Regions from separate parts of the Homo sapiens genome. Here region 2 is linked to region 1. A link is an interaction called in ENCODE POLR2A ChIA-PET data of the cell type or tissue named here. Cell type or tissue: A673. All regions are shown on one strand. Links, peaks and the distances in the headings refer to the core of each region. The heading gives the core; the rest is flanking DNA. Region 1 has its middle 66 kb from the start of LINC02991. Region 2 has its middle 54 kb from the start of HDAC4-AS1.

Evidence for each region. ChIA-PET counts read pairs that join two places held together with the same protein. Peaks named below come from ENCODE experiments on the same cell type or tissue, not always from the same donor. Only the 100,000 strongest peaks of a DNase experiment are listed, where the experiment ranks them.
Region 2: POLR2A ChIA-PET joins it to region 1 with 6 read pairs; 2 of 35 experiments call an interaction of 5 or more read pairs at or near these places.

Annotation. Positions count from the first base shown.
Region 1 is chr2:239,642,307-239,646,691 of GRCh38, reverse strand. No RefSeq gene overlaps it. Among named protein-coding and RNA genes, the nearest start is that of LINC02991, 66 kb to the right of the region's middle. RefSeq lists enhancers at 1,376-1,901, 1,902-2,429. In A673, for the core only: no CTCF peak of the experiment used is centred there; a DNase peak (open chromatin) is centred at 2,411.
Region 2 is chr2:239,452,806-239,457,190 of GRCh38, reverse strand. No RefSeq gene overlaps it. Among named protein-coding and RNA genes, the nearest start is that of HDAC4-AS1, 54 kb to the right of the region's middle. In A673, for the core only: no CTCF peak of the experiment used is centred there; no DNase peak of the experiment used is centred there; H3K27me3 peaks cover 387 bases.

The sequences.
Region 1 (4,385 bases), core at 199-4,198:
CCACTCATCATTTCTACCGTAGAGTATAGACTCTGGCTTTCATCTTCCCAAGGTGGAGTCGAAGAAACTAGGTTTATCCTTCTGACTATGGAGTAACCGGGATGGGGTTTCTCCTCTCTCCTGAAATAACTGTAAGCCTGGACAAAATATGTGAAACGATGGTTTTGAAGACAGTGGACAGTAGATGAGGAAGGACAGTGATCGCTGCGGGCTGGGAAGCAAACAAGGTGTCCCCGGGGCTGCCCCCAGATCAGCTCTGGAAAATGTCCAGCCGCACAGCCCGGGAGCTGGAGATGGATTCTGGAGAGGCCAAAGGGGCCGGCGTGAGCGAGCAGAGCCCTCAGAGGAGCACAGTGTACAGAGAGAACATTCTGGAGAACGTGCAGAGGCTCCCCTTAGGTTTGGAGCTGAGAGCCCATCAGAGCATGTGTGTGAGGAAATCCCTGAGAACTGGAAAAGGCAACGTCCAGGCACACAGGGGAGGCGCAGCTCCTACTCCCGCCGGCTGAGTGGATGCCACCCTCGTGGGCACTGGGTAAGCACTCAGAAGGGCTTTTTTGCCCCAGGAAGGGGCAAGAGTAGCCCTAGATTCGATTCTGCTCAGGTCCCAACTAGCAAAGAAACAAAAGGACTAAACTTTCTTTGCAGTTTAAGCCCTTCCAGAACAGAGCTCAAGAATATTTATAGGAAGACTGAGATGCCCAGCGCCCTGCAAGGTAAAGTCACAAAGTCTGAGCGTATTCCCAACTTCAAACGCTGGCATAGCCCAGACGCCCCTCAGCAGGCGAAAGACCCACACGCTTGATATATCCACAGTGCAACTCTATCGGCCACACGAGGACCACACTATCAATGCATACGAGCTTGTGAACAACTCTCCAAGGCAGGTGTTGGTGAAAGAAACTGGTCACAAAGGCTGCCGATTGTGTGATTCCATGTATGTGCCATTCTCATTTTCAATAATTAAAACTATGGTGGAGGAGAACAGATCGGCGGGGGGCGGGGGGGGGAGGTAGTGTGTGACCATAAAGAAATAGCTGAGGCTGGGCGCGGTGGCTCACTCCTGTAATCCCAGCACTTTGGCAGGCCGAGGTGGGTGGATCATTTGAGGTCATGAGTTCAAAACCAGCCTGGCCAAGATGGTGAAACCCCGTCTCTACTAAAAATACAAAAAATTAGCTGGGCATCGTGGCGGGTGCCTGTTATCCCAGCTACTCGGGAGGCTGAGGCAGCAGAATCGCTTGAACCTGGGAGGTGGAGCTTGCGGTGAGCCGAGATCGCACCACTGCACTCCAGCCTGGGCGACAGAGCGAGATTTCACCCAAAAAAAAAAAGAAGAAGAAGAAAGAAAAAGAAAAAAAGAAAAGAAATAACACAAAGGATTTGGGGGCAGGTGGAGCCCTGGACCTGTTGTGGTGATTGTAACTGATCATGTGTTTACATGCATGGAACTGCAAGCTAAAATGAAAAAATCTATATGACTATATGATGACTTTAAAAATTAAAAAAAGGAAAAAGTGTTCATACTGCGTTTCTTGTTACAGACATTTCTAGAAAATGAAAACTGATCTGTGATGTGAGAGGCAGATCAGCCATTGCCTGTGGATGGGGCACTGGAGGAGGAGGGCAGCCAGAGGCAGGACAGGTGGGTCCCCAAGGGGCACCAGGGAGAGTGGGGCGGCAGGACAGGAAGAGTGCTTGTGGTCATAACTGGATGGACGGCTTCACCTGTGTGTATCTACGCAGACGTCAAACGTCCCAAACTGTGGTCATAACTGGATGGACGGCTTCACCTGTGTGTATCTACGCAGACGTCAAACGTCCCAAACTGTGGTCATAACTGGATGGACGGCTTCACCTGTGTGTATCTACGCAGACGTCAAACGTCCCAAACTGTGGTCATAACTGGATGGACGGCTTCACCTGTGCGTATCTACGCAGACGTCAAACGTCCCAAACTGTGGTCATAACTGGATGGACGGCTTCACCTGTGTGTATCTACGCAGACGTCAAACGTCCCAAACTGTGGTCATAACTGGATGGACGGCTTCACCTGTGTGTATCTACGCAGACGTCAAACGTCCCAAACTGTGGTCATAACTGGATGGACGGCTTCACCTGTGTGTATCTACGCAGACGTCAAACGTCCCAAACTGTGGTCATAACTGGATGGACGGCTGCACCTGTGTGTATCTACGCAGACGTCAAACGTCCCAAACTGTGGTCATAACTGGATGGACGGCTTCACCTGTGTGTATCTACGCAGACGTCAAACGTCCCAAACTGTGCACTTTAAATGTGTGCACTTGTCAACTACACTTCAATAGAGCTGTTACATTTTTCTTGACTCTCAGATGCTCCAATACAGGGCAAAGCTACAGTGCTTGAAAACGTTGGACAGCTCCCTGGGGACAGCAGCCACAGCTCCTGCTCTCCACGCCACCCTCAGTCCAAGTGCAGGGCACGTTGGGGCGTGAGCACAGGATGTGTGGCTGTGCACAAGTATGTACACATGCACACACAGTCACACACACTGCACCACCCCACACACACAACCACACCACACACGATCACACACAACACATACACACGACACACAATCGCACACACCACACAAACCCCACACATACACACAATATACAACCACACACATGCACACACAGTCACACACACAATCATACACACTCAACACACCCCACACACCACATACACAACCACACACACCACACAATCACACCACACACAATCACACACCACATTCATACAAACACACGACACACAATCGCACACACCACACAAACCCCACACACCCCACACATACACACCATATACAACCACACACATGCACACACAGTCACACACACAATCATACACACTCAAAACACCCCACACACCACTTACACAACCACACACACCACACAATCACACCACACACAATCACACACCACACTCATACAAACACACGACACCCAATCGCACACACCACACAAACCCCACACACCCCACAGATACACACTATACACAACCACACACATGCACACAGTCACACACAGAATCATACACACTCAACACACCCCACACACCACACACACAACCACACACACCACACAATCATACCACACACAATCACACACCACACTCATAAAAACACACGACACACAATCGCACACACCACACAAACCCCATACATGCCACACATACACACCACACACAATCACACACATGCACACACAATCACACACCACACACACACACCACACACCACACATTCTCACAGTGAGCAGACATCTTACCCCAGCTACACTTTACACACCCTACAGAAAACTCTCTCACCCCACACTGCACATCCCCTCACACTGACCACACAAACCTACAGAGCCCACGTCCCCCACACCCAACATACACCCTACACACACCCTCCCATGCACCTGCACAATCCCCACAGTGGAGGAGACCTTTTCCAACCACCCTGACAACTCCCCCTTCTCACACCCATGCTGTCCCCCTTATCTCCGTCCACGATTGCCCAATGGCCTGGCTCTGCCCTCAAATGCCATGGCTTCCATTTCCCTTGGAACAAAGTCCACAAACACCCCACACAGCCCACACATACACACCACACACACAATCACACACACTCCACACACCCCACACACCACATACACAGAATCACACACATCACACACAATCACACACACCACACTCATACAAACACATGGCAGTCACACACCATACAAGACCCACATACCCCACACATATACACCATAATCACACACACCCCACACACCACACACACACATGCACAGACATGATACACACAATCACACACACCTCACACATACACATCACACACAATCACACACACCACACACATACACATCACACAATCACACCACACACACCTCACACACCACACACAATAACACACACTACACATACACACACCACAATCACATATACTACAAACACCTCACACACCCCACACATACACATATACCACAAACACCTCACACACCGCACACATACACATACCACAATCACACCACACACACCACATGCATGCACAAACATGACACACAATCACACAGACCTAACACACCACACACATACACATCGCACACAATTACACACACCTCACATGTACACACGACACACACACTCCCACACCCCCACACATACACACCACACACACACACCACACACCACACATTCTCACAGTGAGCAGACATCTTACCCCAGCTACACTTTACACACCCTACAGAAAACTCTCTCACCCCACACTGCACATCCCCTCACACTGACCACACAAACCTACAGAGCCCACGTCCCCCACACCCAACATACACCCTACACACACCCTCCCATGCACCTGCACAATCCCCACA
Region 2 (4,385 bases), core at 293-4,292, 190 kb after region 1:
TGGGCAGCTGGGGGTAGAAGACTTCATCCACCTGAAGTCTGTTCATGCACCTCCGTTCTTCATTGCTGTTACATAAATCCAGGCTGTGCAGGGAGTTCTGGAGGCAGCCCTGGCCCCTGCCATTCCCAGAACACACACAGCCTGCGAGAGCCACTCTCAGAGCCTGTGGATGGCCCCAGCTGGGAGGGATGGCACAGTCTGAGCTGACCGACCCCTGCAGGACTCCCCCACTGTCTTCATGTGAAATTTTCTCTCTGTTATTTTTCCCCTGTGTCCCATTATGAATTGCCTCCGTGGCAGTAGCAGCTAGGATTGGAAACCAGCCTGTGTGGGTTTTGCCTGTTTTTAAGTACATTTCGCTCCTCTGTGCACCCCTGCAGGTGAGAGACAGGTAAACAGAGGCTCCAGGGAGGGACCCAGGTCTTCAGGGTGGTTTTCCAGTCCCTTTCTTTGCTCACAGAATCAAATGAGTGTCTGCATTCCATTTCTCAGCTCTTGTTCAGTGACCAAAGGGTTATTTGTTTGTTCTTTGTTTTTCTGATCAAAAAAGGCGAGATTGTGCCACTATTCTCCAGCCTAGGAGACAGAGCGAGACTCCATCTCAAAAAAAAAAAAAAAGCTATACCAGGTCTCAAACGTCTTGTGCCATGTTTACTTGCATGTTATAAACCCCACTGAAATAACCAAATAAAAAGGCAAACCAAAGCATAATGTACAGCAACACCTGGAAACAAAGAAGAGTTTGCGATGAGCCAATTTTTGACTTTGAGAAAAGTCTAGGCTGTATGATGCAGTTGGGACTGGCTGGGCACACGACTGTCAGGGTATCTGCCCCAGGGTTCCACACCAACACAGGGTACATGCTGGGCTTCTCAACACAGGCCTGGAAACCTCTTGCCCTGGAGCAGAACAGCCTGGGAGTAGGATCCAGGGTGGGCTGGGAACAGTCTGAGAGGCTTACATCGAAAAGACTTTGTGAACTGCGCCAGGTGCAGGAAAATAGCTGTTGGTGTCTTCTGCTTCCCCAGGCAAAGCCCCCAATGAGTGAAAACATGAGAGAGGGGCCGGACAGAGAAGGCAGCAGCCCCCTCTATAAGAGGCCACTGGAGCCAGTGCAGATGAAACGAGATGGCCGTCCCAGCGCCCCAGCTTCCATGGCCATGCCTCCCTTACGTGCCTCTGCCAAGCATCTCAGCTGAGACACAGAAGCTCCTGAGATGGCAGCAGCTGTGGAAGAGGCAGGGAAGGGTCACTGGGAGGCATCACGGGACGTGGAGACCCAATAGAGACCTGTGTCCAGAGCAAGCCAGACCCATCAAGACACCAGCTCCTGGATTCATTTGAAAAGGACAGTGCAGTGAGGAAAGTGAGACCTTTGCCACTAGGGGCTTCCACGAGACCCCAGCTTGTTCATGGACTGTTATTCCTGGCCATGCGCATACAGGGAGGTCTCCAGCAAGCCCACCCACCTGCTCCCTGCACCTAGGACACCACCCAGCCATACAGCTCATTGTGCTTGGAGGCTTGAGAGGAAGAGCGGCTGGATGGGGGAAACACACTGGACCCTACACGGCTATCACAGGGGCACATGACCCAGCATCAGAAGCATGAGGGGAGGCAGCATGTTGGAGAGCTGCAACAGGAAGAACTCCACGGAGACTAATATAATGCGCGATGCGGGGAAGAAGCACTGAGGAAGCCAAACTCACGCTCAGCAAGAATAGACTAATGCTTCCGAAAGCAGGGTGGACTGGACACTCTGAAGGGCTCCCCATTTGCCTACAAGAAGCTAGACCCTGACCAGGCTTGATCTGCAGTGTTACTGGGCTCAAAGAAAATCAAGGAAGTTGCCCAGGAGCACACTGACCAATGACACTGAACTGAGACTTAAAGACAATGCCTAGAGAAGGTGTGCAAGCTAAATCACGCGGGATGACAGTGGTCCCAGTCATCAGGGTCTCTTGGCTTGTTACAGAAGCAAACACAAATCCTCTCTAGTGGAAAACGTCCTCAGTTTAGGCTCCACAAATTAAGACCAACCAAATATGAGCTCACATTCAAAGATCAACAAGTAAAAAGAGAACAGACCATCGGAGATTAGGGCAATAGAAACAAACAGCAGATTTAGACTTCCAAAAGCCTCTAATATTAGAATGATCAAGGACAGAGCATATAAAACCAATGTAGTAAATATTTAAAGAAATGCAACATAGAATCATAAACATGAACAGGCAACCTGAGACCATCAAAAACGACTAGACAGATGTGGAAAAAATAACCAGAACTTTAGAAGTAAAAAAAAAAAATCGTTAAAAATAAAATGCATGGAACAAGTTACAGAACATATTAGATGTGGGTAAGAGAATTTTTGATTAGGATACAGAAACCGGAGCCCAGGGCCCATTGAGAGCAGGGGCACCATTAAGCACCTCCCTCATCCTTTAAGACAGAAACCAAAAATGTGTCTGAAGGAGAAACTGAATTGGAAGTGAAAGATCCCATGAACAGACTGTAATTGGTTTTGAGTCATCTGGTAGCACAGAAAAATCTTGGGTCTGAAATACTGAGTTAAAGTGATCCTCCATTGCTAATGTCTTCAAGCACCTGAGAGACACAAATAAAAATATTTTCTGAATAAAGATAACATCATCCTAGTCCTCTAATTACTTCTACAACAACTTTTCAAACATAGTGTCCAGCACAAAATCAAAAATGAACAAGGCATAGGAAATAAAACAACATAAGCAAAACTCAGCAGATATATTACATAATAGAAAAAGATAAGCATGTGCTTCAAATACTGAAATGAAAAGATATAGGCTTTAAAATAATTATGCTCAAGGATGATAAAGACAATATTGAAAAACTTGGCAGACAACTGGAAAACATTTTAAAGACCTCAATTTTAAAAAATAATGAAAAATAGAATAACTAAATTTTAAAGAAAACCTAAATGGGTGACTTTAACAGCAGTTTAAAAAAACAAAGCTGAAGAGAGAATTAATAAACTAGAAGATAGACAAGAAGAAAATATTCAAAATGAGACATGAAGTACAGAGGAAGAAAAATAAAGGTATGAAAATATGGATAATTGAGTGAGAACATTTAACATACATTAAGCATTGGAAAAAGAGGAGAAAAAGAGTGAAACAGAAGCAATATTTGAAAACATAATGACTGAGAATTTTCCATACCTGGTGAAAGAAATCAATTTACAGATGAGTCATAAAGTTTAGTGAGCACCAAGCCAGATAAATAAAAAGTAAATCACGCCTAGACACATTATAATAAAAATGCAGAAAAATAGAAACAAGGAAAACAATTTTAAAAGCAATTAGAGGGGGAGAAAAAAATTTACAAAAGAGCAAATATCAGATGGACTTCTCAACAGAAACAGTGCAAGTTATAAGAGAAAGGATTTGCATCTTTGAAATACTAAAATAATAATGACTACAAATCTACAATTGTATTGCCAGTGAATATTTTCTTTTAAGGATGAAGACAGAATACTACCAGGTACTCAGACAAAACCTGAGAGGTTCATCACCAGCAGTTTATTAAAGAAAATTCACTGTTGTCTTCAAGAAGAAGGAAAACTATCTCAGAGACAGTATGATTTCATTGGGAGATGAAGGCAGGAATAAACAGCAACAAAGTGAATGAGTATATAGATGAATCAAATTGAATATTGATTTTAAAAGTGATATAAAGGGCTGGACGCTGTGGCTCATGCCTGTAATCCCAGCACTTTTGGAAGCCGAGGTGGGCAGATCACGAGGTCAGGAGTTCGAGACCAGCCTGCCCAATATGATGAAACCCCTTCTCTACTAAAAACTACAAAAATTATCCAAGAGTGGTGGTGCGTGCCTGTAGTCCCAGCTACTTGGGGGGCTGAGGCAGGAGAATCACTTGAACCTGGTAGGCAGAGGTTGCAGTGAGCTGAGACAGATCCACTGCACTCCAGCCTGGGAGACAGTGCGAGACTCCATTTCAAAAAAAAAAAAAAAAGATAATAAAGGGTCGGGCGCAGTGGCTCATGCCTGTAATCCCAGCACTTTGGGAGGCCAAGGCAGGCAGATCACAAGGTCAGGAGATTGAGACCAGCCTTGCCAACATGGTGAAACCCCGTCTCTACTAAAAATACAAAAATTAGCTGGGCATGGTGGTGCACGCCTGTAATCCCAGCTACTCAGGAGGCTGAGGCAGGAGAATCACTTGAGCCTGGGAATCGGAGTTGCAGTGAGCCAAGATCACGCCACTGCACTCCAGCCTGGTGACAGAGTAAGACTCCATCTCAAAATAAATAAATAAATTAATTAAAATAATAAAGATATAATGGTACTTTAAGTAGAGAGAGAATTAAAGCATGGGAATCAGAGCATGTA